3 separate regions of the Homo sapiens genome follow, and all the other regions are linked to region 2. Evidence: read pairs that join two places in POLR2A ChIA-PET (ENCODE). Cell type or tissue: CD4-positive, alpha-beta T cell. All regions are shown on one strand. Each heading gives the region's core, and the rest is flanking DNA. Links, peaks and the distances in the headings are about the cores only.

Region 1 (10,623 bases), core at 833-8,832, 66 kb before region 2:
GAATTTGATGAAAGCAGTGTCTTTTAAAAAGAGGCTTCTCAGAGACAACCTTAAAGGCCATTTGATATTTGGGTAGTGTGGGGATTTAAAGGTTTTGTGTATTTTTTTTTTCTCTCAAAGTTGCAGTCAGGAAGTGTCACTCACTAGCTTCTGTAACTGTGTGGAGTATTACTTTTCCATCCAAACAGTGGCTTTATCCCTAACCTGTCTCAAATCATTTCAGATTTCAGAAATGATGCTCATTTATTAGTAACTGTTCTTTAAATTGGTCTTGTTGAGTGAAGATTAAGTTTGTGACAGTTATGAGATGAGTCTTAGAATTATGGGGCAAAGGTGGCTTATATTTCTATATCAAACGTGTGTTTTGATGAGTGATGCAGACTTAGCTCAATTTTGAGTGTTTTGATTGAAACCACCATGCTTTTGTTTCGATTAATTGTTGCTACCAACTCTAAGTGCAGTAAAAATAGGACAATATTTGGACACTGGAGGATTTTTTGATCCTTTCAACTTGACATGATAGGACAAACAACCCTCGAACTGAATCTTTGTTATATAACTCTATTTAGAATTTGGTCAGGAAGCAGTCCCACAGATTTGCTTTGGAAATTTACGTGCAATTCTTGCAATCATCCAATTTTCTTCTTTGATTATGTAAACCAGGAGTGCCACTTGATAGTTACCTAGGCCCCCTTTTTAATGATGGATATTTTGTAATTATCAGTTACTAAGTTCAAATTAAGGGTGAGCTTTGAAGAGTAAAGTTGACTTAATCCTTCACAAAACTAATCTATTAAAACTAAGGCATGATCACTTTGTTTCTGCTGGGGGAAGAGAGTTATTAATATATTCCTACTAGATAGTATGTATTTCAGTTGTTTTCAGCATTTGTTATTCTGCACAGAACTGTATTCCTCGGGCTTTTGCATGATAATATTGCATCTGAAACTAATGTGGGAAATGTGATTATATTCCCTCTGTGTAATTTATGATAACACTAACATTTCAAATGTTGTTTTAGAATTATTGATAAGTGGATTTGGTCATTATAACCATCGACCTCTCACGCTCATCTTCTCTTTCTTTACATATTCATTTTAGAGGATGTCTTATATCTTAAAGGTAAGGGTAGTACAATATCTTTGGCTTACAGTGACATCATAATGCTGTACTGTAACCTTTGATGAATGAAGCTTTCCCTTATGCTTGTTTTGTCCCTTGTTATAATTGGTGGCTAAAATATGAAGATGCAATTTTGACATGTAAGTACTTTGTTCAAAAAGCAGGCTTGTGTGAAATACATATAAAAATGTCATAATGCCCTAAAATGCCCATTTTCCTGTGTTTTTTTTTAAATTCTGTTTTTTCCTGTTATTTTTGTCATGTGAGAGTTTTTCATATCTGTCTTGTTTTCAAGTGTAAGTACTGTGGCTAAGTGAAATAAATTAAATGATTTGTTTCCTATATTTTTAAGGTACTATTAATAATTAATATCCATGCTCCATGTATACACATTTCTTGGAAAATTGGGATTAGGTGATCATGAGAGTTTTTTCCTAAGTCTAAGGTTGTAATCTGTTTACAGATTATTGGATTAAGGATTAAGGATATTGACAATGAGTATTTTTTTGACCTGCTGGTTACTCATATGGCAAAAACAAATTCAATACATTTATTTTGTCTACTAGTTAAATACATGGCTTTATATATGGATAGTTAAGTTTGGCTGTGGGTGTGTTACTTCTAACCCAAAATTATTTTTTAGGAAATCCTTCATTTGGTTCTTCTCTTTGACTGCGGAAAAATGGCTTAGTCTCTCTGCCTTAATTTTTCTGTCTCACAAATGGAAATTATATTCTTATTTGTGGGACTGTTTCTAAGGCAGAATTATTTAAATAGCTTTGAAGCTCTTTGAAAAGTGATCATTACTACATTAGTGGTTACAGTGGTTATTTAGTTCCCCTAAAACTGTATCAGTGGGGAACGTAAACCAAATTAGGAATACTGTTACGTTTTTAGGGTTGACATCCCTTACTTTCTCTGCAGATGGTTCCCTAAAGCCATTTGGCCTCCTGGAGAATCTGCCACATCTTCAGTAGGCACACTCCACTCTTAGTCCCACCTCTGTGCAAGTTGAGAGGATAATGTCATTGCCTCTGTTTTATTTAACCTTTTAGAGTTTATTGGAACCATTTTAATTGTGCATAGAATTAAACATTGATGTACTCCTAACTGAGACTGTCAAAATAAGAGAGAGGAATTCTACTTAGTTTCATTCATGCTTTTACTTTTGTTTTTGAGGGAGAATTTTAATTCATTAAGAAACCTCTGTCCTCACAGGAGTCTAGTAAAAGCCCTAAAACGATGAAGAAATTTCTTCATAAAAGGAAGACTGAGAGAAAACCATCGGAGGAGGAATATGTGATTAGGAAAAGTATGTGTTTTGTACTTTCTGAAAGTTGTTTATGGATAAATTAACATGAGAATCTTCTTTTATGTGAGGATTTATTTGAAAGCAGATGATTGGAGCAATTTTTTCTTGACATCGTCTTTTACATATAAAGAAGAATGCATGGAAAGCTTTGGTCACTTCTTAAACATTTGAATAAGCTTCTTACGGCTGCACTTCATGTCATCTTAGGCAGATGTCATCTGTATCATTTTTGTGTTGAGTATTTTGCCTCACCTGGTTTAGAACCTCTAAAGGGACCCATTTCCTATGGATACATTTTTTCCCTCTTAGTTTCTGATACTTGAGATATTTTTCTGCAGGGAGATAGACTAAATAGACCCGAAGGCTGAAGTCCTTCCAGAAGTCCCATGCTCAGTGATGCTCTCAGTTACTCAGGGAATCAGCCTGCCCACATCTAGAAACATAGTTTCATTTGGAGACAGACTGCAAAGTCAGTCAGCCAGTCGATATGGACATATTTGGCTATAAGGCTGTGAACAAGGTACTTTGGGACACAAGGTACTTTGGGACACATGTGAAGGAGTAAGTGATGTCTCACAAAGAGGTGACAGAATTGTGTGTATCAGCTGGGAATATAGTTTGGATAAATATTTGCTCCACTTCAGCTTTGGCATGCCCCACCCCCCACCCCACACCTGGTTATGCACACTGGCGTGTTCACAGGGTGCTGCCATCCAGCCATTGCAAGAATGAGTTTGGAGTAGAGGAGAAGGGAGAAGGGAAAATGAGTGACTATGCTGACTGGTTAGAAAATTGGGTGGGGTTGGCCGGGCACGGTGGCTCATGCCTGTAATCCCAGCACTTTGGGAGGCTGAGGCGGGCAGATCACAAGGTCAGGAGATCGAGACCATCCTGGCTAACATGGTGAAACCTCGTCTCTACTAAAAAAAATACAAAAAAAATTAGCCGGGTGTGGTGGCGGGTGCCTGTAGTCCCAACAACTCGGGAGGCTGAGGCAGGAGAATGGCGTGAACCCGGGAGGCGGAGCTTGCAGTGAGCCGAGATCGCGCCACTGCACTCCAGCCTGGGCAAGAGTGTAAGACTCCGTCTCAAAAAAAAGAAAAGAAAAGAAAAGAAAATTGAGTGGGGTTAATGAGGGAAAGCTTCCTAAAGGTGAGCCTTGAAATTTAAAGGAGAGGAAGGCTGGGGTATATTGATGGGAGCTAAGCTAGCAACAAGCTCAGTGCTGTGATTTTGGCCTCACTGAGACCACTGACAAAACACCGCCCCCCCCACCCCGGTCCCAGTGTAGAGCTCTGGGCTTCAGGAGTAGGCCCTCCACTAAGCTGAGCTCACTGAGGCTGACTCCAAAGCTCCATGAGGATGCTGTCACTCTTCTCCATCACCAGCGTTGGACAGCTCTTTCTCCTGCCTTTCACAAACTCTACTGGTCAGAGAAGCCAGTCCCAGGCAGTGGAGTGTGCTGCATCATTTTGAGGGTCCAAAAGCATATATCTATGAAAAGTCATGATGAATTAAATTTCACAGGTACAGCTGCTCTGGAAGAGGATGCTCAAATCCTTAAAGTGATCGAAGCCTACTGCACCAGCGCAAATTTTCAACAAGGCCATGGCTCAAGTAGGTTCCCCCAAACTACTTTCTCTAGTGAGTGACGTTTCTTCCTTACTGTTTAGTGTCTTTTAGAAAAAGAGAAAAGCAACCCGGATGGGTTGCAGGGTGTGGAAAGCAGGTGACTTGGTGCAGAGGAGTGGTGCAGGACTGCATCTTTCAGATAAGGTGGTTTTAGCTACCAAGCGGTTTGTTTACCCACTGTTGTTTTTCACCCAGAAAGAGAGATGCAAGAGTAAAAGAGTTGGAGGTGATAGAAGTGAAAATTTTTTTTTAAAGTTGTTCTCCTTTGAAGTACACAGATACCTTCACCAACACTAGTTAGGAATTAAAGGGCCTAGAGAGTTCCTGTGTCTGTGAACTGATGCTAATCTCTTCTTATAGGCAGATTTGGAAAGGAAGTCAAAATACTATCTTTGATCAGCTGCATATTTAAACGAACAATGCTTCACCAAACTCAAGTTTCAAAGTTGCTCTGAAAATCTGGAAAGGTAGCTGCTTAGCAGAGGTTGTCCAAAATGTATAAAGTTGATCAGGGAGTTATTAGGTTAGGGTATTTCCCCAAACAACTTTCAGGTTACAAACTGAAAGCAAGATAATATTTTCTGATTCATCTTTATGCTTTTAAAAAGACAGGTCACTTCGATTATGTCTTTTGTCTCCCATTATTATAGACATTCAGAATACCTTTTGTGAAGTTTTTGCACCTGCATAAGAAATGAATACTCCATAGTACTCCATTTTGGACATCCAGTGACCAATCATTTGAATGTGGGAGGGGATTTCTTAGGTGCCTTGACATATTCTTTCAAAGTAATGCATCTCTAAGGCTGACATAAAAGAAGCATTCTACTGGGCATGATGGCTCACGCCTGTAATCCAGCACTTTGGGAGGCCAAAGCAGGCAGATCCCTTGAGGCCAGGAGTTCAAGACCAGCCTGGGCAATATGGGAAAACCCTGTCTCTACTAAAAACACAAAAGTTAGCCGGGTGTGATGGCGCACACCTGTAGTCCCAGCTACTTGGGAGGCTGAGGCAGGAGAATCTCTTGAACCCGGGAGGTGGAGGTTGCAGTGAGCCAAGATTGCACCACTGCACTCCAGCCTGGGTGACAGAGTGAGACACCATCAAAAATAAATAAATACAAGAGAACGAGAGGTGGGGGGAGAGAGAGAGAGAGAAAGAGAGAGAGAAAGAAAGCATTCAATGATTCAATGTGAAAGTTGACGCATTTGGCCATGAAGAGAGGACTGTCGCACTCTGCTTCACAGAGAAAACCTGGCTGTGGCTTTGGGCATGCATAGCTCTGATAACATGTTTCAAGGAGCCAGGAGAGGAAAGTGAGGGCAGCTTTAGTTTTGAGAACTAGAGAAGAGAGGGGGACAAAGAGATACCAGAAGCATCCCTTCTACAAAATCTGACCTCATCTCCTCCCGCACCACCTATTTTTATATTTGACAGAGTGGATGGGTCTGCAGCTGGGAAGTGCAGCCAGATATTCTGGCTTAAAAAGACACGTCTTCACCCTTGCTCCCTACCCAACCTTTTACATGTGGAAGATGTCTGGCACTGTGCTTGTCACACAGCAGATCATTTAGCATCGTGGTGACCTTCTATCCTCTATCCCTCTCTAACCAGAAGCCCTGTTTCTCTAGAACTGACTGCCCTCGGCTCTTACTGCATTCAGCCAGTCATTCAGTCAGTTTGCTTTCCACTTATATTCGTCCCTTGGTATCTGCAGGGGATTGGCTCCAGGACCCCCAGAGATAACAAAATCTGACGATGCTCAAGTCCCTGATGTAAAATGGTGGAGCATTTGCTTATCACCTCCATATATCTTCCCATATACTTTAAATCATCTCTAGATTGCTTATCATACCTCATAAATGTAAATGCTGTGTAAATAGTTGTTATACTGCATTGGGTTTTAAATTTGTATTGTTTTTTGTTTTTTCTGAACATTTTCAATGCACGGTTGGTTGAATCCACAGATGTGAAACATGTGGATATGGGGGGCCACCTGTATTAAGCACCTACAAAGTGCTAGGCCCTGGAGAAGGCAGAGACACATCTTACCTCAAGAAAGGGGAGGTGGTCAAGTGAAGGCAGTGAGTGTGCACACCTCTGAAGGAACTTGGCCTAGAAGAGAGGAAGCCAGTGGCTCAGGGAGACCCAAGATTAAGCACTTGAGCTCTGAGAGGGAGGATCCAGAGTGAGGGAGGTGCAGGAGAGCTGTTTGGTTGGGCCCCCATGCCTGTTCTGTCACCTCTTCTGTCCCAGAGCCTGGAGACATTCTGGGCAGAGGACACCTACATCTTTGCTGATGATGTGATAATCTCCAAACCTCACTCCACCCTTGATGAAAATGGTCTTAGGAGACATACCTACCTTACCCTATAAGACTGTAAAGAGAACAAATGGGGGTGATGATGCTTCTGAGGCCCTTTAAGCACATTGTGTTTCAGTGCAGTGCTACTGTCAACCTTTTACTACAATGACAAAACACTGTAGCATAGGATGTAGTGTGTCCTTCCTTGGAGATTTGCAGGGAAGAGTGATCACTGGTCAGCTCTTTGCTCTGGAGGAGGCAAAACAGGAAAGAATGGAGGTCTTGGTTGTGGACAGGTATTACAGGGGCTCTTTTGCATTATTTTTCTGAATACAAAATGCTTCCCACCTCGGGAAGATTGAATCAGTGTATTTGGCCATTTAGAATTTCTCATGTCAGGAAAATTTAGTCAGCAAATGATGGGTGACTGTCCTCTGGGTGTAATGTAGCAACATGCTATGAACAAAGACCCTTCTGTAACAATAGTGGAAAAGAACTAACACCCACTATTTCTACTCTTCACTAGTAACTCTCCCTCCTCCCCCATCTTGCAACCCTTGTTTGTAGGTACTCGAAAAGATTCCATTCCACAAGTCCTACTCCCTGAGGAAGAGAAACTCATCATTGAAGAAACCAGAAGCAACGGCCAGACCATCATGGAAGAAAAGTGAGTAGAGCAGGCAAAACCTTGCCTAGTTTCTCTTGGGGCTGGCAAGAAGGTCTGGTAGGACGGGGAGCTCCTGGAGAGTCTATGATGAGGGACAACTCCTCCTTACCTGGGAATGCGGCCTGCTTTGCTGTGCATGCATTTGGGAGACTTTAGAGGGCTGCCCACTAACAAATGGAAAGAGGAAGGAAAAGCAGCGGTGACAGAGCCCTCCAAGGCAGCTCCAGCTGGCAGCTGCCCCTGCAGCCAGCTCCCCATCCAGTAAGCTGCTTCTGAGCACATGGGAATATCAATGCCCTGGATGGGTTTAGGAAGTGGCTGGGAATTCCAGCCACAGAACCAATTTCCTTGCCCGGAGAGATGCCACTCACATGTTTTGAGTCAGAAGCTGTGCTTTCACATTTTTGACATCATTTAAAATCCTACAGCAATCCGGTTAGATAAACATTACTCTCACCACTTTCACAGATAAAGAAACTGAGGTACAGGAAGTTCAGGGAAATTATGTCTCTGACTTACCTTTACACAGTAGTGTGGGTGACCTAATGGGGGAAAATCAGGTTAAGTACCTTCTGGCTCATAAAATTAACACAAAGTAGCCAAATAATTCATTTGTCTAAACTTGAGTCATTTCTGAAGTCAGGCCTAAATTTGCATAGGACAGCATATTTCAAGGTGCTTGGCATTGTCAATGCATTTTACATCTGATGTGTGAAGTGATACAGCAAAATGGTTAAGTACTTGGGCTCAAGCAAAAAACAGTGTGGTTCAACTCCCACTTCTGCTACTCATTAGCTGTGTGACCTGGGGCAAGTTGCTTCACCTCTCTGTGCCTCAGTTTCCTCATCTGTAAAATAAGGATGACGGTAATGCTTTCAGAGTTGTTGTGAGGTTAAGTGAAATAAGTATAAAGGCTAGCTCAATAAATAATGTTAGTTAATTCTTATTATAACGATATTCATTTTTACAACTTTGTGAGGTTTTCAGAAAATGTGCTATTATCCCCATTTTACATGTAAAGAAACTAAGACCAAGAGAGGATGAGAAGGAAACTGGTTCCCAGAGAACAGAGGACTAGTAAGTGGCAGGATCAGAACCAAAACTTAGATCTCCAAAATCTTTGTCCAGGGAGAGACCCAGAGAGGAAAAGGCTGTTCTGCAACCCAGTAATTACCAAAAAATTACTTTTTTGGGTACTGTATGGTTGAGATATTCCAGAAAGAATGCCTCTGACTTTGTGTCATGTGCAGTCAGAGAACTGGGAAGGGCAATGTCATAGCACAGATACTGTAGACTAGGCAATCTTGTGATACCTCTCATTATATGATAGGTGATGTTCATTCCTGCCCCAAAGCTAGAGAAATCAAAACCTTATGACGGGAATTGAAAACGTCGAACTCCTAAAAACAGAGAGCAGAATGGTAGTTTCTAGGGACTGAGGGGAAAGGGGAAATGGGGAGATGTTGGTCAAAGGGTACCAAATCTCAGGTATGCAGGATGAATAAGTTCTGGAGAACTAATGTACAGCATGTTGACTACAGTTGGCCCTCTGCATGCGTGGGCTCTGCATCTGTGGATTCAACCAACCCCAGATCAAAAAGATATTCAGAAAAAAATGGATGGTTGCATCTGTATTGAACATGTACAGATTTTTTTCATACCTAGTAAAGTTTTTCTTTTTCCGCCTTTGTTGAGGGATAATTGACAAAGGTGTACAATGTGATGTCTTGATATATGTATGCACTGTTATACCATATTGTTTTTTCCTAAGAAATATGGTATAACAAATATTTGCATAGCATTTACATTGTATTAGGTATGATAAGTAATCTAGATATGATTTAAAGTGTATGGGAAGATGTGCATTGGTTATATGCAAATACTATGCCATTTTATGTTAAGGACTTGAGCATCTGTGGATTTTGGTATCCATGGGGGTCCTTGAACCAATACCCCATGGATACCGAGGGAGGGAAGACTGCATAGTTTACAATGGAGTATACTTGAAGTTTGCTAAGAGTGTAGATTTCCACCACACACATACAAAAGGTAACTATGTGAGGAGATGGATATGTTAATTAGCTTGATTATGGTAACCACTTCACAATGTATACATATATCAAGACATCACATTGTACAGCTTTGTCAATTATCCCTCAACAAAGCTAGAAAAAGAAAAACTTAGTGACGGGCCCTAGTCTCTTGTGTTTTGTTCACCCAAGCTGGGAAGTGAGTAGAAAAGGAGGAGGGAAGTATAGAAAAGGTGTAATGACATTGCATTTAGCTAAGCATGTGTGGTGGTGGTTGTTCTTCCATCAAAGTCAAGAAGATGGAAACCATTTAGAGCAGTACCATTCCCAATCAGCTAGAAAGTCCACTGTTTTTCAGGATCTGTATTTTTATAAAGTGGCTTTTATTGTTAAGTATTTTAACAGTACCTCAGTGCAAGCCATTTGTCTCTGAATTTTATCTTTATTTTCTAGGAGCCTTGTTGATACTGTTTACGCCTTGAAGGACGAGGTCAGAGAACTGAAGCAGGTAATAAAATATAAAATCATTTTCTCGGGTAATAGAACCATTCTCTTTTTCTTGCCTCACGCTGCTCATGCTTTCAGGGAAGGCCTAGGAGCAAGGTAGCGAGGGGGGATTTTTGTTTTCCTTGTGTCATCAAGGTAGGTTTTGTTGATTTTATCATGTAAGCCTTGAATTTAAATTTCCGAGGCTTGCTTGTATTTCTATGTAGTAGTTCACAATAGAGTCCCAAAGTTAGTTACAACTTTCCTGTTCTCTGACATCCATAAACAGACTTTAAGAAAAGACTAGTCATTCATGAGTGTGTAAGTGTAAAGAGAACCATTCATCATGGTTTGTGGGCTTTTCTGCCGATGTGGCCTAGTGCTCCGTGATGCACACTGTGCCTTGTGTGTGAGGACTGACTGTATCTGGTGACAGAGTGAAGGATGGATGCGAGGGGAGAGAGACCAGGGACTAGAAGACCACTTAGGAGGTTCTTACAAAACTCAGGGTGAAACCTGTCAGAGTCCTGAACTGAGGCAGGGTAATGAGGCTGGGGAGGAGGAAACGAATGTAAAGGATGGCATACTGCAGAGTTTGAACCTATGGACGAGGATAATATGATTTTGAGATTAAGAAAGAGCCAGGGATTAAAGATGAAGCTTCTTCCCAGGGTGTCTGGTTGCATATGGTGGTGCCCCTTCATGGAGATCAGTAATCACAGGAGGAGGAGAAGTTTGGGGTGTTGAGAGAGATACTGAGTTCACTTTAGGACCTGATGAGTTTAAGGTGCTTGTGACATATCTAGGTGGAAATACCAAGCTGCTGCCAGGTAATCTCAGGTAAGTGAGAGGATCACTTAAGCCCGGGAGTTTGAGGCTGCAGTGAGCCATGATTACACTGCACTCCAGCCTGGCAATAGAGTGAGACCCCATCTCTTAAATAAAATAATAATAATAATAATAATAATAAGAAGAAGAAGAAGAAGAAGAAATACCAGGCTGACAGTTGAGATTGTGGACCCGATTCTCAGGAGACAAGGTCAGTACCAGAGATATTTGGGAGTCCCCT
Region 2 (10,623 bases), core at 864-8,863:
GATCACCTGTGGTCAGGCGTTTGAGACCAGCCTGACCAACATGGTGAAACCCCCGTCACTACTAAAAATACAAAAATTAGCCAGGCATGGTGGTGGGCGCCTGTAATCTCAGCTACTTGGGAGGCTGAGGCAGGATAATTGCTTGAACCTGGTAGGCGGAAGTTGCAGTGAGTCGAGATTGTGTCACTGCACTCCAGCTTGGGCGACAGAGCGAGTCTCCATCTCATAAATAAATAAGGCTTTCTGGGAGTCACTCTTGAAAAAGTTTGCCCTCTAGTTTTTTTTTCTTGCATGACACACCCCCTCTGTACAGGTCTTTTCCCTGTTTTTCTTTTATGCTATTAGTTGTAGAAACACTGCTCTGCTTACCTTTATAAATGCTATGAGATAATAGCTATCCTGAATGAAGCTCTACAGATGCTGCTGTTGCAGTAGTGTCCCTCCGCCTTATCCATGGGGGATACGTTCCAAGACTCCTGGTGGATGCCTGAATCTGCAGACAGTACCATATACACTATGTTTTTTTCTATATATACATACCTATGATAAAGTTTAATTTATAAATTAGGCATAGTAAGAGACTAACAACAATAACTAACAAGAGAATAGAACAATTATAACAATATACTGTAATAAAAGTTATATGAATGTGATCTTTCTCTCTCAGAATATCTTTTTTTGTTTGCTTGTTGTTTTTTTTTTTTGACGGTGTCTCGCTTTGTCACCCAGGCTGGAGTGCAGTGGCACGATCTTGGGTCACTACAACCTCCGACTCCCAGGTTCCAGCTATTCTCCTGCCTCAGCCTCCCGAGTAGCTGGGATTACAGGCATGTGCCACCACGTCTGGCTAATTTTTGTATTTTTAGTAGAGACGGGATTTCACCATGTTGGCCAGGCTAGTTTCAAACTCCTGACCTCAGGAGATCCACCCGCCTCAGCCTCCCAAAATGCTGGGATGACAGGCATGAGCCACCGTGTCTGGCTGTCTCAGAATATCTTATTGTACTGTACCTCAGGTAATGGAAACCGCGGAAAGCGAAACTGCAGATAAGGGATGACCACTGTACATGGAAAATCACTCAGTCAGTAAAACAAGTTGAGCCATGCTCTGCCTTCCAAAATAGTTATGCCCTTCCTGCCACCCCTTGCCTAACACTGGCTGTTTTGACCTAAATATGATACTTCCCGCAGGCAAAAGCAATTGCTCTGTTAGGCTCCACCAACTCCTTGGCAAAATCTGATGCCATCATCCATGCATATATCCCCTTACACTGTCATTCTTCCTACTAGTGTGGGAGAATCGTGAGCTCTGGCATGGAATTTCACTACGATGCTTGACTATCTTTTGCTGGGATTTGTACCTCTTTCTATTTCATGAGTTATCTTATGCCCAGGCAAAGCTTATTGGAAGCTAGAGAGTGTCTAATATTTTTCTTTTACTTAAACATTTCTCAGTAGTCCTAGGAAAGTCTTTTTGCAGTTCTGCCTCTGAAATTTTGAGAGATGTGAATTTTTATATACACACAGATCTGTGCAATCATCACCACAGCCAACTTTAGAAAATTTCCATGACCTCAAAAGAAACTGTGTATCCTCTGGCTATCTCATTCTATCGCCAAGCCTCCCAGCTTAAGCAACTGCTAATCTTCTTCCTGTCTCTTTATGTTTCTCTATTCTGGACTTTCATATAAATGAAATCATATGTATAGGAACAGTGGTTCATGCCTCTAATCTCAGCACTTTGGGAGGCTGAGGTGGGTGGATCACTTGAGGTCAGAAGTTCAAGACCAACCTGGCCAACATAGTGAAACCCCGTCCTTACTAATATATATATATATATATATACACAAAATACAAAAATTAGCCAGCCAGCCAGGCGTAGTGTCATGCACCTGTAGTCCCAGCTACTTGGGAGGGTGAGGCATGAGACTCGCTTGAACCTAAAGGGTGGAGGTTGCAGTGAGCTGAGATTGTGCCACTGCACTCCAGCTTGAGTAACAGAGTGAAATTTCATCTCAATAAATAAATAAATAAATAAATAAATAAATAAGCAAATAAATAAATAAATAAAATAAATAATATAGTATGTGGTATTTTACGTCTTGCTGCTTTTGCATAGCATAATATTTTCAAGGTTCATCCATGCTGTAGCATGTATCAGTACTTCTTTCCTTTTTATGACTGAATAATATTCCATTGTATGAATAGACTGCATATTGTTTCAACAAAGAAACTTAAATGGAAACAATGGGGACCAGTGAACAGGGGCTAGGAAAGGCATCATCCTGATGGGGCTTAGGAGCTGAAAATTCTGGGAGTTTCTAAGACTAGATGGGACACATGAATATCACGCAGGATTTTCAAATACTGGTAGGTAGACAGAGCCCTTGGGTCTAGATTTTCACCAGACCAGTTTCCAGGCCTACTGTACTAGAGATGATTATAATTTCCCTGCCCACCCATAGGGGATCTGCTCATCACTCCTGGGACGCTAAATGTCTATAGAAACTGCCCCCGCTCCCAGTCTTGTCTGATTGCAGCAGGATTGGTGATCATCTGATCTGATGATGACCCCCTTTTAGGCAGGTTCATGCTCTATGTAGAACCTCTGTGGTCTGGAGCTTGGGAAATCGGATTTCTCTCTTGGGGGTATGGTATTGGAAGGCCAAGAGTCTGGGAGTCTGAAAGACTAATATACTGAAACTGAAAGGCTATAATACAGACATGGAGCTCGGTCAACCGTGAGGGGCCATGTATGGACAAAAGTTCTGAGGAGATCAGTCAGTAGAAAGAGGAGAATGGAGCAGGTATACTGTGAGGAGCAGAGACACCAAGAGAAATATCATGGGCCTCTGGAGAGAGAACCAGAAATTGTAGCTGCCTTGCTACCTGTTCCAGGTCCCACTATGGTGGCTGTCTTGGGAGTACCATGAGATCTTGGTCTCCTTACAATGACCTATGCCCCACCTTCCTGCCCCACCAACACCCACAGCTTGTTGTTGAACCAGCTCGAATGGGTCTCTGTTCCTTGAGTCCAAAGGAGCCCTGACTGAAGCCTATGCAGAATGGGTATAGAGTCAGGAGTTTGGAGTGCAGAGGGAGGCAAGTTGCAACAGTGGAAGTTCAGCAGGATGATGGACATTGGCCAAGCAGCACTGAGGCCAGCTGGCAGCATGGAGTGGGTGAAGGAAGAGGTGCCTGGGTAAAATAAAGAGGGGCAAAGGCTTCTTATGAACTTCCTGGCCAGAGCTAGATGTGTGTGTGTGCATCAACATGTGTGTGCACACGTGTGCATGTCTCAGTGTGGCAGGTTTTGGCAGGGAAGGGGATCTTACAGCAAAATCTTAACCCAAGGTGAGCTTTGCAGCAGATCCTGGAAGCAGAGTGGCACAAAAGATAGTCAGACTTGGCTGGCAGCAAGAGCACTGCCTTGCCCTTCTGCCTTCTGCCTCGTCTACATATCACGGTATCGTTCATCTAACCATTGGCTTATGTTGGCAAGGACAAAACCATCCTGCTTAGAAATGCCTCTGGTGAGGGCAGCTGTTATAGAATGAGAAGAACCTTGAGGAAATGGGTGAGGGAAAAGTGTCTAATGAACACATTTTTCTAGATTTTTCTTCTTCAAATATGCATTTATAGAGATGTACACAGACTACAGTCATGAACCTATGAAGGCTTCAAAACAATAACCCCAAACTCCTCAGCCAGTACCTGGGAAATTCTTAGCAACCTGAAGCAGAGGTCATTCTAGAGCCAACTGACACTGGTAAATTTGAATGCCTGGTTGACTGTCCGGAAGTTAGCTGTAGGAATCTCCTTGGGGTTCTCAAAGGCAGGGCAATGCCGTAGAATCCCATGAATCAAAGCATGCAGGAAGCCACAAAGAAGATTTTACAAATGTGAAGTAAGTCCGCAGCCACTGACGGCCAGGGGCCACACGGCGCTATATGTTAATTGCAGCCCTTTGCCCCATATTCACACCACTCTTCCTGGCATTCTGCCGGTGCCACGCCAGCATGTACTTGGGCTCTGGTGCACCCTAGCCTGGCAGAGGGAAGCAGAAGTTGAGGCAATCCTGCCACCTGCTGCCTGATATGTTCTGCTAAGCAGCTTCTTGGCTCTTTCAAGCTCTTTTACTTTTAATAATCCCTATTTTGGTATTTTTCTAATTACAAAGATGAGATATGTTTGCTATAAACTTTCAGCTAGTAGAGAAGCCTATGAAGTAAAAAGTGAAAGTTCTCCTTCCATAATTCCACTCCCCAGAGGTACCCACTATGACTAGTTCAGTGTGGTTACAGATCTTCTTCTATGTGTTTATATAACTATATATGATACAGTCAATCACTCACTCAAAATATTTAGCCTGATATGGTGGCTCGTGCCTGTAATCCCAGCTACTCAGGAAGCTGAGGCAGGAGAATCTCTTGAACCCAGGAGGCGGAAGTTGCAGTGAGCCGAGGTCGTGCCACTGCACTCCAGCCTGGGTGACAGAGGGAGACCCAGTTTCAAAAAAAAAAAAAAAAAAATCACAGTAAACAATTTATTGAAGGTATTGTGAGACAATTTGAGAAATATGAATTTTGGCTGTTTTTAACATTACTCATTTGATGTTAAATGTCTTCGTATGATAGTGACATTGTGCTTATGGTTCTTAGAAGATACATGCTGAAGTATTTAGGGTTGAAGTGCTGTTAAAATATGAGGACTAAACTCTGATTTTTTAATCTTACCCAAATTCCTATCTAAGGGGCCTGGGGAGTCATGGCCTACAAATAATAAATTCTCATCAGATGGGTTTTATTTAACCCTATATATTGTGACTTTCCAACCTGACTCTGGCATAACATTACGAGACAAGGAAGAAAATAAAAATATTTTACCCCGAAACAAGTTTCTTTGCCATATTTTGAAATGGCCCTGCAAAGCCATTCTTTGTGGGGGAAAATTTACATCTGTAAAGAAACTCTATTAACATAGCTAGATATTTTTCTTCCAGATCCTCCCAATCCAAAAGAGATTAAGATCTGAACAGGAAACATTTGTCATCTGTTGTCTCTAAGGGCAGCCACTATAAGACTTGAAAAGAACTTTGGTCTCCACAATCTTTACCTTAACCTGAACATTCCCTTTCTATGAATCCCAGGTCTTTAGACAAACTCAACCAATTAATTGTCAACCAGAAAATGTTTAGATTCACCTGTAGCCTAGAACGCCCCCCTCCACCCCCTGCCCTACTTTGAGTTGTCCCACCTTCCTGGACCAAACCAATATATTTCTTAAATATTTGATTGATGTCTCATGCCTCTCTAAAATGTATAAAACTAAGCTGTTCCCCAACCACCCTGGGCAGATGTTCTCAGGACCTCCTGAAGGATGTGTCACAGGCCACGGTCACTCATATTTGGCTCAGAATAAATCTCTTCAAATATTTTACAGAGTTTGACTCTTTCTGTCAACAAATGACAAATGTCTGCAACCTTTCAGTGTTCCAGAATTTACACACACACACACCACATGTATCCAGAGAGATAGAAGAAACGTGTCAAAATGTTAAAAGTTTTAAGTGAAATATAAATTTAAAATATATGTATAATTCTTGGAGCACCTGCATCAGAATTGTCTGGGATACTTCTTAAAAATACAAATTTCTGGCTCACTTCAGCTCTCTTTCTCTTTTTTCCACTTGCATATTATTATAAATACAGATTTTATCATTAACTCTTTAAAATGTCTTTTAAATTTACAAAAGTATCATAGTCATTGCAAAACAAAACAAAACAAAACAAAACAAAACAAAATCCTGAACAAACAACAAACAAACAAAACACCTCCTCAAACACACCTCCTCAAACAGTACAGGACCAAATGAAAACACCTCTGTCCCCTTACGCCACCCAGAAGTCACACCCACTGTCAATACTTCTTCTTCTTTTTTTTTGTATTTTGTAGAGATGGGTTTTTGCCATGTTGCTCAGACTGGTCTCGAACTCCTAAGCTCGAGGGATCTGCCCGCCTGGGCCTCCCAAAGTGTTGGGATTACTGGCGTGAGCCACCACACCTGGCCTATCAATAGCTTCTTGTGTTTTCTTATAGACTTTATTTGCTCATATATATGTATCTTTAGTTTTCTTTCCTTTTTTTTTAACGCAAATGGGATTGTAATACACATATTGTTCTGTGTCCCATTTTTTCACTTAATATCATATTTCAAAGATCTTCCCATGTGGATATATACAGATCTACTTCCTGCTTTTCACAGGATGTATACGCATCTGTTGAAGGATGCACTGTAACTTACTTATCCATTTCTCTATCGATAGACATTTGCATTGTTTTGCAAGCTCACATTTTGTAAGAAAAAGTTGTTCATGAAGCTACATTGTCCCTATACAACATATGACAGAAAAATACTGCCAAAGATGAGAAGGGTAGTAAAAACATATGTTTCTGTTTTATGTCTAATCAAAAGGAATGGAACAAGCCACACTCTTCCCTTAACTGCCATCATTATGTTCATTATAATGCCTGTACTTCAGGGGACACTGCAGGTCAATCTGAGTGAGGCCTGGGGCTCGTTTTTGAGTTTTGCTAGTTGCTTGACAGGGCAGGCTGGGTAGGGTGTGCAGAACGGGGACAGGCTATACAGATTTGTGTCGAAGAAAGAAAAATCTTTTCATTCAATGAAATAAACAATTACAAATCATCAACAACAAACACATCTTCTGAAGGCCTTCTTGTCTTTGGCTAATTTCTTCATGACTCCTACCCCAATAACTTGTCTGTTAACAGGCATGATATGGATTTGAAATATTTGTCAGTGCATTTTTTTCCCCCAGGAATTAATAGTAAGTTCTTCTCTTCTTTGGCCCCCTGGGGAAGTAAAGTGATTCATCTGATTGGTAAATTTGAAAAGAACCAATTAGACATGCTTAGTTCTAAAAAAAAATTACTGGTAAGCAACTAAATTTTGCCTCTACACCAGAACCCAAGCAAACCTAAGGATTTTGACGGTTGCCCTCATGTCATTCAGCGTTCTCTTTGAGATTCATAAGGGGAGAGGCTTTTCTATTGTCATGAAGCAAACTAAACAAATAATCCTGAACAGAAAGAAGGTGGTGCTCCAGACCATCGAAGGAGTTCAAATTTCCATCATGATGATTTTGATTTCTCATTACCCCTCCTTCACCTAGGACAAAGGCCTTTGATGTACTTCTTACCAGAAACACCAGTCTCTTTTTGGAGATTTCCATTTGGAAGATGAAATCAATGGCTTTGCTCTGTTCTAATGAAATCCATTATATGGACACTCATTTGCTCTTCTTCAGATTTCTGCTTTTAAATGTTTCACTGATTGTATGATTCCTGGGGTGAGAGACAGCACAGTGGAAATTAACAGCCACTAACTCAGGAGGCAGCATAGTATAGAGCCAAAAGCTCTGGCCCTAGCATCAAAAAGATCCAAGTTCAAAACCCAGTCATATCAAATGGATATGTCACTTAACCTCTCTCTGCCTAATTTTCTCCACATGTCAATTGGAGATAATGTATTATTGACTTTAAAGAATTGTGAGCATTTAATGTGATAAAAATAGGCTGAACTTTCTGAATTTCTCATTTCTGTAGGTGAAAACCAATCAAATTACAGCAATTTTGTATGGTTCAACCTATACATGTAAAGCACAGTGCACTTAGTAAACATTAGCAATGATTATTTGGGAGATATAGGTTCTGTATCCAGCCCCATGGACCAGCTGTATGACTTTAGGTCCTCTAGGTCCCAGAGATTTCATCAATCCATTAAGGATGTTGAACCACTCTGGGATCACTTTAAAGTTTTTTAATGCTTTTACTCTCTGTGTTTTCATTGAATGATGTCAGTTTTTCCCAATACACAGTGTGCATAAGCTCTTTGAGGGCAGAGATCTTTGTCTAGTGCATTGTTATCTCCTTAGTGCCTGAACAGTCAGTGCCTGGCACATAAGAGGGGCACATTTAGTGAGTGAGCAGATGACTAAATGCATAAATGAAGGCAAAATCAAGGCCAAATAGGAGGCAATTAGTTCTGATAATTTGAGTGCCTTTTTGCCTTTCCTCCCCCAAGGCTGTTGAGACCAAGTTGAGGTGAGGTATTCTAGATTGGCAGTCAACAGTGAGTACTGATTGTCTTCCAAAGATAATTACTTTTTCTCCACTTCATTTTTGTTTTTTTGAGGAGATAAATGGAGTTGCCACTTGTACAGAAGAGTTAGGTGCTCAATTTTTTCCCTGATTCAATAAGCATTTTAAAAGAAAAGATGAAAAAGTTGAAATGATGATTGAGTCACTGCACTGGAGAGATAAAGATGGCCTGCCATAAGTCTTTTGGAAAAATTTGTGGAAAAAAACCCACAGCATTTCCTATACAGATAGGAAAATAAATCAATGTGTTATCAAAATAATAGTGTTATCAAGAATCCAAGGTACATTTTAAAAACAGTTTAAATGCCATTTTAATAAAGTGCTGCAATTTTAGAAAGGTTATGAAACATTTTGAAAAGCATTCGGTTTCTACATTTCCTTAAGGTAGAAGGCTGATGTTGTAATATTGAATCCAAAATAAGAAATGAAGATTCTTGCTACAGTACAGATCCCCAAACCATTATTTAAGGTGTTTCGAGTCAATAAACTGTTACAAGATTAAATCTGACAGCTGCTTTAAAAAATATGACTACTGTTGATTTTTTTTAGCACAATACAAAATGTGGTCGAAAAATTTCTGATTGTGATAGATTTGAGGTTAAATATAATTATCTTAGAAATGAAATAGAAAAAAATATTCTGAATCTGTTATCTTACTGCAGCAGACTATCATTTCCCCTGTATCTTATTTCTTTCTATGAATAGCATGGGACAAAATAATTTCATCAATCCAGAGTGATTGAGATCAGATGTTACAATGGTGAGGTGGACAGAGGAGGGAGACCAGAGAGGGACAAGGACCTATCTATCTCCTCCCATGCCTAGAACCTCCATCTATAAACATTAGTTTAAAAGGAATGTCAAGGACAGCTTTGATGGAGAAAAGAATTTACAAAAAGACAAGTGTAGTTTGAGAGATGGGGAAGGAGTGCTATTTGGGAGTTTGAGCTAACACTGCATGTGTTGATTATGTGTATTTATATGTCTCAGGCTTTTGCTTTGCTTTGTTTTTTAACTGCAGCTAGAGTCTTCTCCTCAATCTCACTAAGAGGTGGCCCAGAGCAACGTGTTTACTTGTTGATAGAGAAATGGATGGCTGGGGCAAACACTGTTCGGTGCCTGCTCATTGGCCTTCCTGTCTTTATGTCCTACTTGATAGCAGAACCCTGTTTGTGTCAGGCTTTCTAGGCAAGAGCTCTTGATCTCAAGGAAGGTGTCCCTAGTCATTATCATCACTGGTCCAAGCCAAGCATGGTCATCCCATTCCTCTTGCCGTATTTATAGGTGTCTGTGTGGCCTAGGTTGGGTCAATGAAACAAGGGGAAGTTCACTGGGGGACTTCTGGGAAAGATTTCCCTCTCTGATCAAAGAGAGAGGCATATATAAAGTATTTTCCCTACATTCACTTCCTATTTTTGGAGGTTGTCAGGTGATAGTGTGATGCTTGGAGCTGCTAAGTACATTTTAGACTAAGAGAGACATCTCCTGCCCATGGAAGGCAGCATAGTGGAAAGATAGAACTGGGGATCTGACCTGTGGTCCCTTCCCTGTAACCACATCTTTCTAAACTTTTTATTATGTGAGAAAATTAGATGTATTTATGGTGTAAACTGGTGTTAGCGAGTTACTCTACTACTTGCAGCCAAATGCCACTGAACAGATACAAGACATGAATAAGGTAAATGACATATTCAGGAGTACTCAGATTTTTGGTGTCAGCACAAGGGATAGATCTGGAATGAACATGGAGCTTGGAGTCAAATAGGCCTCGGTTTGATAACGGACTTGCTGTGTGCTCTCAGACAAGTTACTTCACCTCTCCGGGCCTCAGTTTTCTCTTCTGTTAAATGGGGATAATACCACCCACCTCATGGGATTGTTGCATGGTTTAAATGAGATCAAGTAATATGACTGATGGTCAATGAATGTTAGCTTTCTTCTGTTTCCTCCATGACTCTGCTTCCAGTGCAATCTTTTTATTCCATTTCAAAAAAAGTGTTTATTTTCAGAAACTTAACTTGAGAATTCTTTTTTTTTTTATTATACTTTAAGTTTTAGGGTACATGTGCACATTGTGCAGGTTAGTTACATATGTATACATGTGCCATGCTGGTGCGCTGCACCCACTAACTCGTCATCTAGCATTAGGTATATCTCCCAATGCTATCCCTCCCGCCTCCTCCCACCCCACAACAGTCCCCAGAGTGTGATATTCCCCTTCCTGTGTCCATGTGTTCTCATTGTTCAATTCCCACCTATGAGTGAGAATATGCAGTGTTTGGTTTTTTGTTCTTGCGATAGTTTACTGAGAATGATGATTTCCAATTTCATCCATGTCCCTACAAAGGACATGAACTTGAGAATTCTTAATGCAGTGCTTTAATACAGTAAAAATTTTTAGTCTTTGTTTTCTACAAAATGCATTTGAAAAGTGCACTC
Region 3 (10,623 bases), core at 1,235-9,234, 50 kb before region 2:
ATGTGTACCTGGGTTGCCAGGCATTCTCCTTGGTCTCAGAAGTTTCAACCATTTAAGATGGCACCCTGTCCACTTGCACCACTGAATGCAGACAGGTGTGCTGGGGACCATGTAGAGACCCACCTTAGTGCTTCTTACATGATGATCTTCTCCAGAGAGCAGATTCTGCTGGGGACTTTCTGTGGACAATCTCACTGAATCTTTATAAACTTTTTTTTTTTTTTTTTGAGATGCAGTCTTGCTTCTGTCGCCCAGGCTGGAGTGCACAGGCACCATCTTGGCTTACTGCAACCTCCCCCTCCTGGGTACAAGTGATTCTGCTGCCTTAGCCTCCCACGTAGCTGAGATTACAGGCACACACCACCATGCTGGGCTAATTTTTGTGTTTTTAGTAGAGACAGCGTTTTGCTGTGTTGGCCAGGCTAGTCTCGAACTCCTGACCTCAAGTGATCCACCTGCCTCAGCCTCCCAAACTGCTGGGATTACAGGCGTGAGCCACCATGCCTGGCCCAGCATGTCTTCTTTTTATTCCCACTTTACAGATGAAGACACAGAGGACTAGAGGAGGTGAAATGACTTGCCTGTACTTATAAAGCTGGTTAATAGTGGAGCCTAGATTAAGACTGTATCTGTCTGACTCGAGATTTAACTACTACACTACAATGAGCATTTCTGGTTTTGTTTTGTTTTAGTGGGGATGTGATTCACAGAGAAAAATAACATAAAAATCATACTTAGTTCCATGTTTCTGTGTCTCAAAGTACTTCAGACTACTTTAAAAGTCTAAAGCAGTGCAGTTCCCAACACAGTGGCATTGGGCCCTGTGAAAATAGTTGAATGTAGCACAGAATGTATTCTCTCCTGAAGCCCAAAAGTTTACATGTCATTTCCGTTTAAGTGGGGGCACCCCTGTTCTGACAGCTTGCTAGAGCACACTGTTTGCGTTTTGTGGTCATTTGCTAACCATCAAATAACAGAGGCAGTAATATTTTATCCTTGTTTATTTTCTCTTTATCTAGAAATAATTATTTGGTATTTCAAACATTCCCACCCTCCCCCTTAGATAGAAGGCAGAAGTGACATGATTATAAAAATGGAACTAAGTTAGATAATTTATGATCAGACTATTACAGGTACATCAGAAATGTACTCGAGTCTTTTTCATTTATAGGAAAATGCTGAAAATGTTCAATTGAAGTTTGGAACAAACATATATTATTTTGCAAATTATCATGAAATGTATAATAAAAACATATTATCTGTTTTTAGCTACAGCATAATTCTCAGTCATTTTTTACTCCATGAGTGCATTTTTATCATCCAGATATTTTTGACCTAATGAGGATCCTTTCAGTGTAGCAAATTTTTGCCTCAGCCAACACACAGAATTATTTTCTGGGCTATTGAGTTATAAGCAGCTGTATTTATTCATTCATTTATTCCTTCATGCACCAAATAAAGGGCCAATTCAATGCTAGGTCCTGTGGTAGACGCTGAAGTTATCATGGTGAATGGGACAAGGTCTTGGTCCTCAAGAAGCTCACAGCATAGTAGGGAAAACTTCAACCATGATAAGTGCTGTGAAGCACTTGCTAAGTGCAGGGTGCAGTGAGGGAGAGAAATGGGTCTTGCAAGAAGAGAAAACAGCATTCCAGGGCCCTAAGGTAGGAAAGCATTTGTAACCTTGCTTAGAGGAACTGAGGGCTAGAACTTAAGAGACCGAGAGAGGTGGCAGCAGGAGATGAAATTGATTATTTTGGTCTTTATTCCAAGGTTCATAAGAAGCAGGGGACTGGCTGTGCATGGAGAATTGATGGAAGGGAGCAAGAGTGGAGGCAGGGAATCTAGGAGGCTGTTGTACTATTCCAGAAGAGAGATGGTGACAGTTGGGACTAGGATAGAAATAGTAGAGATAGAAAGAAGTAGATTAAGGACTACTTAAGAGATAGGGTTGATGAGCATAGGCTGGAGGGATTGAACATGGGGGTGATGAGAGTGAAGTCAAGCCAGGTTTCTGACTTGAAAAACTGGGTAGATAAAGACACCATTCATTGGACTGGGAAACATTGAACACAGATCCCATTGTGTGGGGGGAAAAGTTAAGAGTTCGGTTGGAATGTACTGGGTTTGAGGAACTAGGCCCACCCTTTGGAGATGCAGGCAAATTCTAGGAGACAGTTGAGAACAAAAGGCATGGCATTAGTGGCTTGAAGATGCTGCTAAGTTAAAACCATGAGCCCAGGGAGATAACCAACAGTGAGCATGTAGGACTTACCCGGTAAAGATGAACACACCACTCTGGGTTTCTTACATGAAAAATTCCTCTGTTGGAGGTGACAAGAAATGGCTCCATTGACTTCAGTGGAAGACTGGGGGGCCAATACTTCCCCTCAGGTTTTCTCAGCTCCATTTCCTCTTGCCTAAGTGGAACCACCTAGACAGCTATTAATAAGCTATGCCACTGCTCCTTATTTAAGGACCCTCTCCAGCCTCACTTGGCTGTGATTAATAAAAAAAAGTTCTTTCAATCTCCTGCAACTTTTTCAGAAGAAGCTGGAAATAAAGACCTAGATTGCTTTTCACTGAATAGGCTAGCACATCATCGATCAAAGGCTGTCACAGACTTCCAGAAAGTGTGCTGCCACCAAGATATTTTATAATGTAAGTAGCTTGAGAACAAAGTTTATGAAAACATCACAAAGGTTGGGAAAATTCCCTCCAAATGCTTCCTCTTTCCCCAACCTGGCTGGGAGCTTTAGGTACTCAAACAACAACGATAATGTTAAGAGGTCTTTATTATTCAAAAAATAAATAACAAGATAATTACAAGTTCACTCTGGAAACAATGGAGACTGCAGGTAGATACAATAGATTTCCTTTAAATACAGTCATTTCGTAATGAGGAGTGGGCAGGCTCAGGGCTGCACTCCCTACTCCTCACCCTCATCTATAGTGGTAGAGATAGGGACAGGGTGGAAAGAAGAGAACTGACTAGCAACGGCCTGACTCTGTGTGTGTGTGTGTGTGTGTGTGTGTGTGTGTGTGTGTGTGTGTGTGTGTGTTAGAAAGGGGGATTGAGAAGAGAGACTGGGGGAGGGAAGAGACTGACAAAGGGAAACAGAGAGATTGAGAAAGAGAGATTGGAAGAAAGAGGTTGAGAGAGAGAGACTGAAAGAGAGAGATGGAGAGAGAGAGATTGAAAGAGAATGAATAACTGTCCGAGAGGGTGGCGGGGGGGGGGGGGGGGTTTCGGTTCTCCACTGTGTTAGACGTTCTAGAGCCTGGCCCCCTCCAACAAGGCCATAGGAACCCAGAGTCAACCATAACTGAATGTGAGCTGAGGCTCCCCATTTCCCTTCTGCATCTTCACTGATAAATCAAATGCATTATCCATGGAAAGACACTGCACGCAAAGAAACAAAACTGAACTTGGCAAGTTATCTGCTGTTTACTCAGAATTCAACCTGTGCATAATGGCCTTGTCTTTTCATAGGACTCTCTGGATGTCTGCATCAGTGGGGTTGCTGCTTCAGATATATAAGCTCTTATGGAGCAGGGCCCGTTTTGGTTTCATGTGACCTGTAATTCACTTATTACAGTTCTACATGCCTTGGAGTGTATAATAAATAGTTCTCCATAAGGAGGATCCTAGGGTTATAAATAGGCAGTTAACAGGGGGTGGGCTTAACCGCTGTGCTGTATTATGAAGACTCCCAGCGTCAGCTCCACCACAGCCTGCAAGGTGACACTGTTCAGAGTTTGAGTAAGCCAAAGGACGTGAAGCCAGTGCCATGGCTCACTTGGCTTGGATCAGTCACATTGACAAACACCGAAGCACCTGGTTGCAATTCAAATACTCCTCCCAAGTGAATGGATTGTTGCCCGCAAGGTTTGGCGGAACTGTGGGTATTTGCAGCTCTGAGTAAGATTCTCTCGAATCTACCGGGGGACTTTAGGCAGAGGCTGGCTATAAATGGAGCTTGACTCGAAGCTTCCCGATTGGAACAGAAGGTGACTTGGGCATAGATATAATAGAGTCCTTGTCTTTTAACGGTCAGCTGTTTCCCATTTTCCAGGGTTACCAAGTTGTTGCTCATGGTGTAGTATCCTTTTTCAGCCCACTGTAACACTGTTACAAAGAAAGGGAAAGTTTGTGGTGAGGTGAAGCAGAGCATGGTTCACATTCTGACAAAAAATATAGTTTAATGTTGGATATTGGCTTTGTATAGGGATGGATTCTCAAGGCCCCTTCCATGGGCTTCAGAGTCAGACAGAGCCATGTTCCAATCTAGGCTCTATTTAAGCTTGGGCAAGTCTCTAAATCTCCATGAGCTTCAGTTCCTCATCTGCAACACGGGGCTCATATTGGAGCATATTTCAGAGACTTGTGAAGATTAAATAAAGTAAGAGATCACAGTGAGTTTCTTTCTCTCGTTAGAGTTCTTATAGCCAATTTGCCTTGAACTTAAGAAGGCACAAATGATTTCAAAATTTGACATCATAAATTATACATACCAAATTACTCGGACCAAATTTTTGCTAATATTACCATGAATACCTTGCTTGCCTTGAATTTTACAAAGTCAGAGAGTTGTCAGTCTACCTAGCTCAGCCTCAGCACAGAGAAAAGACCCCATTTCTTCCTACCTGATCATGCTGTTGCAAACCTGATCTGCCTCCCCCAGCAAGGACTAAAATTAGGCAAGGAAGTATGAAAATAAACTGTGTGCTCATTTCACGGTATGTTTTGATCTCCCATTGTAGTGGGCGCCACCAACTTGAAAGTACCAGTATTCTTGTGGCTAAGCCAGAGTACCCACCAACAGTGTGCCATTTTCTCGGCTGAGATGTTGAGTGGGTTCAAAGTAGTGTGTGCACCCGACTTGAAATCTCAGCTCCCACAGAAAGCTAGACTGACTGATGGGGGTGAGGGTTGAGGAAAAGTGAAAGTACTGATGTGTTTGCTTCCTTGAGCTTTTTAAAAAATAATTCCTATTCGATAGTCTTAGGTCTATCAGGGCACAAGATCCCACCTGGTAAGACTCGCCCTTTACTAATAGGGAGGCATCCTGAAATGCCTGACAGATCCGGGCCCTCCAGACCACTCCAGAAACAATGCTTCATTAGAATGTTTGCCCTTTTGAACCATTTTATTGAGAAAAAAAGGGCAGGTTCTCAATCTTTTAGTTCAGTAAGTTTACTTTGGTACGTCCTTACCTAATTTTAGTACTTGCTGTGGGATGTAGGGCAAGATTTTAGCAGCATGGCTAGGTAGGAAGAAGAGGTTTGGGACTGGGGTGGGGGTGGAATGTTACTGTCTTCCCATCTGATCCCCTGGAAACCTATTGTGATGCAGACTGTAAGATATTGTAGGACTGATATCCATTACAAGCCTTTTGGGAGAATCTGAGCTCTATGAAATATATCCAAGATCAAGGGTTTAGATACAGGCAAAAAAAGACCAGTGGGAAGCTATTCTTCTAGGAGATTTCTCTGTTGTTGTCATCTGATCCAGAAGAGAGAAGGGGTACTTGACAAAATTATTAAATATTGTGTAACTAACTGGTATTAGTGAGGGGCTTTATGTCACCCTTTTGACATCTAAGCCATGGTGAAGTAAACTAAGTAGTGTCACCTTACGGTTGTACAGCACTCGACAGCATCACTTTCGGCCACATTAGCTGATTTGATGCTCAAAGCCACCCTGTAAAGTAGGTGAAGTAGAAAACTGCTGCATAGGTAAAGGGTCTTGCTCAAGGTCACCCAGCAAGCAGTGGTCATGGTCCTTGAATCCCAGTGTTCAAAAACTCCCTATTCAGTGCTCTTACTTTGGTACCATGATCCATGATAATGATAACTGTCCATGTGTTACGCCTACTGAGAAGCCCAAGCCACTTCAGAGATGAAGCAGTGTCTTTTTTCTCTCTCTGTCCATCTCTCTTTCTCTCCCTGTCACACACATACACATATGCACACACACATGCACTGCTTAGAACTCCATTCCGGAGCACTCTGTAGAATTTTTCAAAGACTCCTCTGACGCTCTTGCCTTTATGTTGATGGGAGACTTTATGTTAGCGTGCATGTTTCCATCCATTTATCAGATACGACATATTCTTTGGCACCAGTTATCGCAAGATGCACATTTGGGAAAAAATATCTAAAGGCTAGAATGGTGGCAGAACGTATATGGAAATAAAATCGTTCAGAGTTGAAAAGATCACAATATGTCGTCTGTTGTTACTTCATTGGAAAATGTAACGTCTTGGGACCTATTGATCTTTACAGAATGATTTTACCTTTACTTTCCCTGAGGTTGGCCTCAGTGAGGCTGAGCTTAATCATACAGGGATTGACAGATGGCAGGAAATACCCCATGAGGCCCATTTCCACACAGTGAAGATGGGTTAGGAGGAGGGATGCTCCCAGTCAGGAGGTCACTACATGCCATTTCTTCTATGTTGTCAGAACAATGGTCCCTCCACCCAGTAATTCATCATTTAGAATCAGCCATTGAGCAAGAACATAATGAGAACATCCAGATTGCATTCCACCTCCTTTTGTCCCTCTAAGTCCCATCTGTGCATTTGAACTCACTTTGAAGACAAAGAAGGGAATAGGAGAAGTGTAGGGGTAGGTTTGTAAATTGGGTCCCAGGGGAAAAGAGGAGTTTAACCATTAGGTAACATGACTTCGGCATCCCAGCCTTTCCCCTTGGGTGGCTACCGCTCAGATGCTGTGTGACTTACCAGATGTTGTTTTACTGCTGGCCTCACTTATGACATGTGCCGCAATTTGAGGATTCTGATCACCTGAAATGGAACCAAAAACTGTCAGGCTAAAATAATGCAAAAACTGCCCACAAAACTATCTGGTCCAGTTCTACAACTGTGTAATAGAGACTGTGCAAAAATAGATTATATAAAAGGAAAGATAAAATGGTCTGACATCTCTCCCACTGAAGGAAAAGTTGGTTTCTAATATCTGAGTAATTGAATTGGCTGTTTCCATCGGTCTCATTCTCCTAACAGTTGATCAATACTCGATTCCATTTTGCATAGATTGACACAGGCTAAAAACACTGGTCTTCATTAAACATACCGTGAATCTTGCTTTTAGGAACAACTCCATACACTGGGGATTTTAGTGGGCTCCAAAGTCTGCACACTTAGTAAGATTCTTATGGTTTCTGAATTGGTCAAGCAACTGGCTGAACTATTGTATCTGTCTTTAATTATTTCTTGTGTTAAAGCCCTGCTCCCTAATGAGATGTGTCAATCTTCTAAGGGCAGAGACTGTGTGGAAGTTTCTTTTTGTCCAGTTATGAGCCTGATATTGGGCACTTTGTAAGTGCCCTATAAATGTTGAGTTAAATTGCATGACCTAAATGACCAGTTTGGTTAATATTATCATTTCCCTGAAGACTTCTAGGCAGCATCTACATAAACTGTTTCCTCAGATTTCTCTGTAATTAACAGACAGCGTGGTACTATTACTCAACATATCTTGCAGTCATTCTGAAGATAAAACCTTCATGGAAGTCGGATGACCATTTAGTATCCAGAACAACAGTTAAGGCAAGGTCTGAGTACTCTCTTTGCCTCAGAAAATAGTATCTCTATCCCTGTATGTATGTATGTTTTTGTGTGTATTAAATTTGCAGAAGCCATAACATCATGTTCACCAACTTTGTGATATAAAATTCTCTCTAACAACACCCCGTCTTTCCCATAATCTGCTGCTGAAGTCACTTCACGCATTATTGTATTGGTTTGCGATGCCACATTCTAAAAGAACAGGAAAACGTTAGTGTGTCCAAGAAAAGGAGGTGAGTGGCAGAAGAAAGGTCCTGGAAAGGGTCATAGGAGAAACAGTGGAAGACATCAGGGATCTTTAGCCTGGAGAAGAAAAAGCTCAGTCAAGGCTTGGCCACCATGATTGCTGTCTTCCATATCTGGACAGCTGCTGGGTAGGAGAGCAATTATACTTTGTTTACTAGGGCCTCAAAGAGCAGAACTGGGACCAATGAGTGGAGATTATAGGAACAAAGTTTGACTTGAGGAGGAAAGACTTCTCTGGAGTAGTATAGTAATCTTGGTATTATTAGAGCCATTCAAAGACGGATCAGGCTGCCTTATGAGGTGGAAGGTGCCTCATCCCTCGACATGTTTGATCAGAGGCTGGACGGTCAGTGTTATTGTGAAGGAGATTTTTGTTGTGGGGATGGTGCTGGATTTGAGAACTCTCAAGTTCTCTTCCAACCCTGAGATGTTCAGGATGCTCTCACTTTAAGAACCGGGCAAATAATAGAACACTGTGACATTGTCACTCCTTGATCCCAGAGGCTCCACCGGCCACTGTGCCCCATGAAAAACTGTTATCAATGAGTGATGAATGCCACTGTTACCAAATGATGACTTTCCTGTCTTCTTATTCCACTGTAGGTGGTATCAGGCTGTATGGTTGCTTCTATTAAGGTATTGAACATAATGGGATTTCTTCAGATTTGGTATCATCGGCATTAAAGGAACACATCCTTTTTTCATAAATATATATGTACAAAGTCTTTCCAAATCACAGGGACCAGAGAAGGTGTCAATTTGACAATTGTGTTCCTGTTTTATTTCCAGGGCTAAAAGTTCCCTGATGCAACAACACTGGGTTGTTCAATATGATCAGCCTAAAGCTTCCTTTTAGTTTTTAGGCATTCATAGAAATTAGCAAATAGCAAACCTACCTTTTTGCATTTCAAAGCTGTTTTCTTTCTTCGTCTCCTCTTTGTTTAACATTATATCCTAAAATAAGAAGCATTGCAAGAGGTCATTTTGACAGGGGCTCTGCTGTGGGGTTTTAAAATTATCATTCGTTTTGCATCTGTCATTACTCTGTTGTCTGTTTCTGGTGAGGATTATCATATAGACTCAGATCCTGTCATTAATTCCATCATGCCAATTGGGAGTCCATGGATCTGACAGATGAGCCAACAACCCAGAAAGCCCAGGGGAGAATCTGGAAGTAAAATCCAGGCCTTATTATCTCCATTCCAGTGCTCTCTCCAGACCAGAGGCTGTGATCCTGACCCTTCCTATGACCTCAACCTCCTTGGCTTTGACAGATATTGACAAATAATGCCGAATGGGGAGATGATTCTACCCTGGGAACTGGTATATGGAATATTATTAAACATAAAGCATGGTGTGTATCTATTAGAATAAATTTGGTCTGAAATCCTGTAGGAAAAGATAATAGTAAGTTTGACCTTGGGGAGAAATGCCAGACTATGAAAAGACCCTCAGACATTTTTAATTTTGCTATCCCTTTCAATGGGCTGAAGAGATTCTCTTATTGATAGTTGCACTGTATTTACTTAGAATAATCAGCATTTCGGAAACACAGGCCATCTCCCAATGGTGTTGATGTTCAAAGGCAAGTGCGACACTTCTTAAAAGGTTTCTTTTCACTTATAAACTGAAGGAAGTCTAGAGGTATTTAAAGAAGCTAACAGGAACTTCCATCAACACAGGTTGGAAGATGATAAAGGCTGTTGCTGCCATTTTAAAGAGACTGAACAAAAGGCCTGGAGGGCTTAACTGGTCATTATGAGGTCACCCAAAGAAGCTGAGGTTTAAACCAAGAGTGGAAACTGTGAGATGGCATTCATAGGCTGGGCTTAGCTAATTCCATCTGTCTATCCTCTGCACACAAGGGAAGAAGACAGTAGTATTTTCACATCTTATGATAATCAAAGTCCTGTGCTCCTTCCCACTCCTGGAATCAGTTGTCTATAGGACCCTTCCTTTTATTTCCTCCTCCAGAAGGAATTTGTGCTGTCACTGTTGAGTGCTGGCTGTAGGCCCAGCTCAGTTGCCAGATTTAAGGGCGTAGTTCATAGAGCCTCCAGGGGAACCTGAGCCTCAGAACACTCACATGGGCCCCAGAGCTTCAACTTTCCATTTGAGCTGAAGCGCGGCACTATGAAGATGTGGTGACAGGAAAATGTTTGTGAGATCACAAGTAAACAAATGACTATTTAGTGTCTTTTCAAAAAGTAGAGTGTGGTGATCAAGGTTGAGATACTTTTAGGCTAAGTTGTTGCATTGGTGTTGAGGCCTGGCCAAGATGAAAACATGAAGTCAGCAAAGCTCGTGTTTCATGAGCCCAGCCTAGCCTTTCCGTGAACTTTCGCCCAACCACACTCCCCAGAGCCTTTTTTTTTTCTTGCTTCACTCCCCACCTCAACTGAAATACTTTTTAAAGTGGACTTTCAGAAAATCCAGAATGGGTTATTTCTCTCTTAGTGGGAGTTCCATGTGGCAGGTATGGACAGGTTGCCCTTTAACTTGAAATAGAAATGCTTTGGCTCTCTCAAAGGCATCGCAGGCATTGGTGGGCAAATAATCATGGAACTGAACATCTAGCAGAGGTGTGGTGGGTTGTAAGTTTTAATATGAAATTATACTATTCAAAATAATACCTCTGCTTACCCTCACTTGAGCCCTGAATACCATCTTTCCCCCAAAATGACAGATTAGTGCTACCTGCCTCCAGAGATAATGAGTTCCTTGTCACTAGAGATGTTCAAACAGAGATTGGATGACCACTTAGTCAGGAGGTGGAGAGAAG

The links. ChIA-PET counts read pairs that join two places held together with the same protein. Peaks named below come from ENCODE experiments on the same cell type or tissue, not always from the same donor. Only the 100,000 strongest peaks of a DNase experiment are listed, where the experiment ranks them.
Region 1: POLR2A ChIA-PET joins it to region 2 with 15 read pairs; 5 of 35 experiments call an interaction of 5 or more read pairs at or near these places.
Region 3: POLR2A ChIA-PET joins it to region 2 with 36 read pairs; 7 of 35 experiments call an interaction of 5 or more read pairs at or near these places.

Annotation. Positions count from the first base shown.
Region 1 is chrX:136,668,435-136,679,057 of GRCh38, reverse strand. It overlaps ARHGEF6 (Rac/Cdc42 guanine nucleotide exchange factor 6), which reads left to right. Exons shown (of 22, transcript NM_004840.3): 17 at 1,102-1,122; 18 at 2,341-2,434; 19 at 3,962-4,051; 20 at 6,939-7,038; 21 at 9,522-9,576. Among named protein-coding and RNA genes, the nearest start is that of CD40LG, 26 kb to the right of the region's middle. RefSeq lists an enhancer at 4,852-4,911. In CD4-positive, alpha-beta T cell, for the core only: no CTCF peak of the experiment used is centred there; DNase peaks (open chromatin) are centred at 4,217 and 5,290; H3K27ac peaks cover 4,770 bases.
Region 2 is chrX:136,602,174-136,612,796 of GRCh38, reverse strand. No RefSeq gene overlaps it. Among named protein-coding and RNA genes, the nearest start is that of LINC00892, 32 kb to the left of the region's middle. In CD4-positive, alpha-beta T cell, for the core only: a CTCF peak has its summit at 4,088 (motif pointing left); a DNase peak (open chromatin) is centred at 4,056; H3K4me3 peaks cover 562 bases.
Region 3 is chrX:136,652,545-136,663,167 of GRCh38, reverse strand. CD40LG (CD40 ligand) reads right to left here. Exons shown (of 5, transcript NM_000074.3): 3 at 8,738-8,795; 4 at 6,750-6,812; 5 at 2,778-4,129. The coding sequence ends at 3,753. Among named protein-coding and RNA genes, the nearest start is that of CD40LG, 9.7 kb to the right of the region's middle. RefSeq lists a silencer at 4,812-4,861. In CD4-positive, alpha-beta T cell, for the core only: no CTCF peak of the experiment used is centred there; DNase peaks (open chromatin) are centred at 3,847 and 4,837; H3K4me3 peaks cover 6,368 bases; H3K27ac peaks cover 6,590 bases.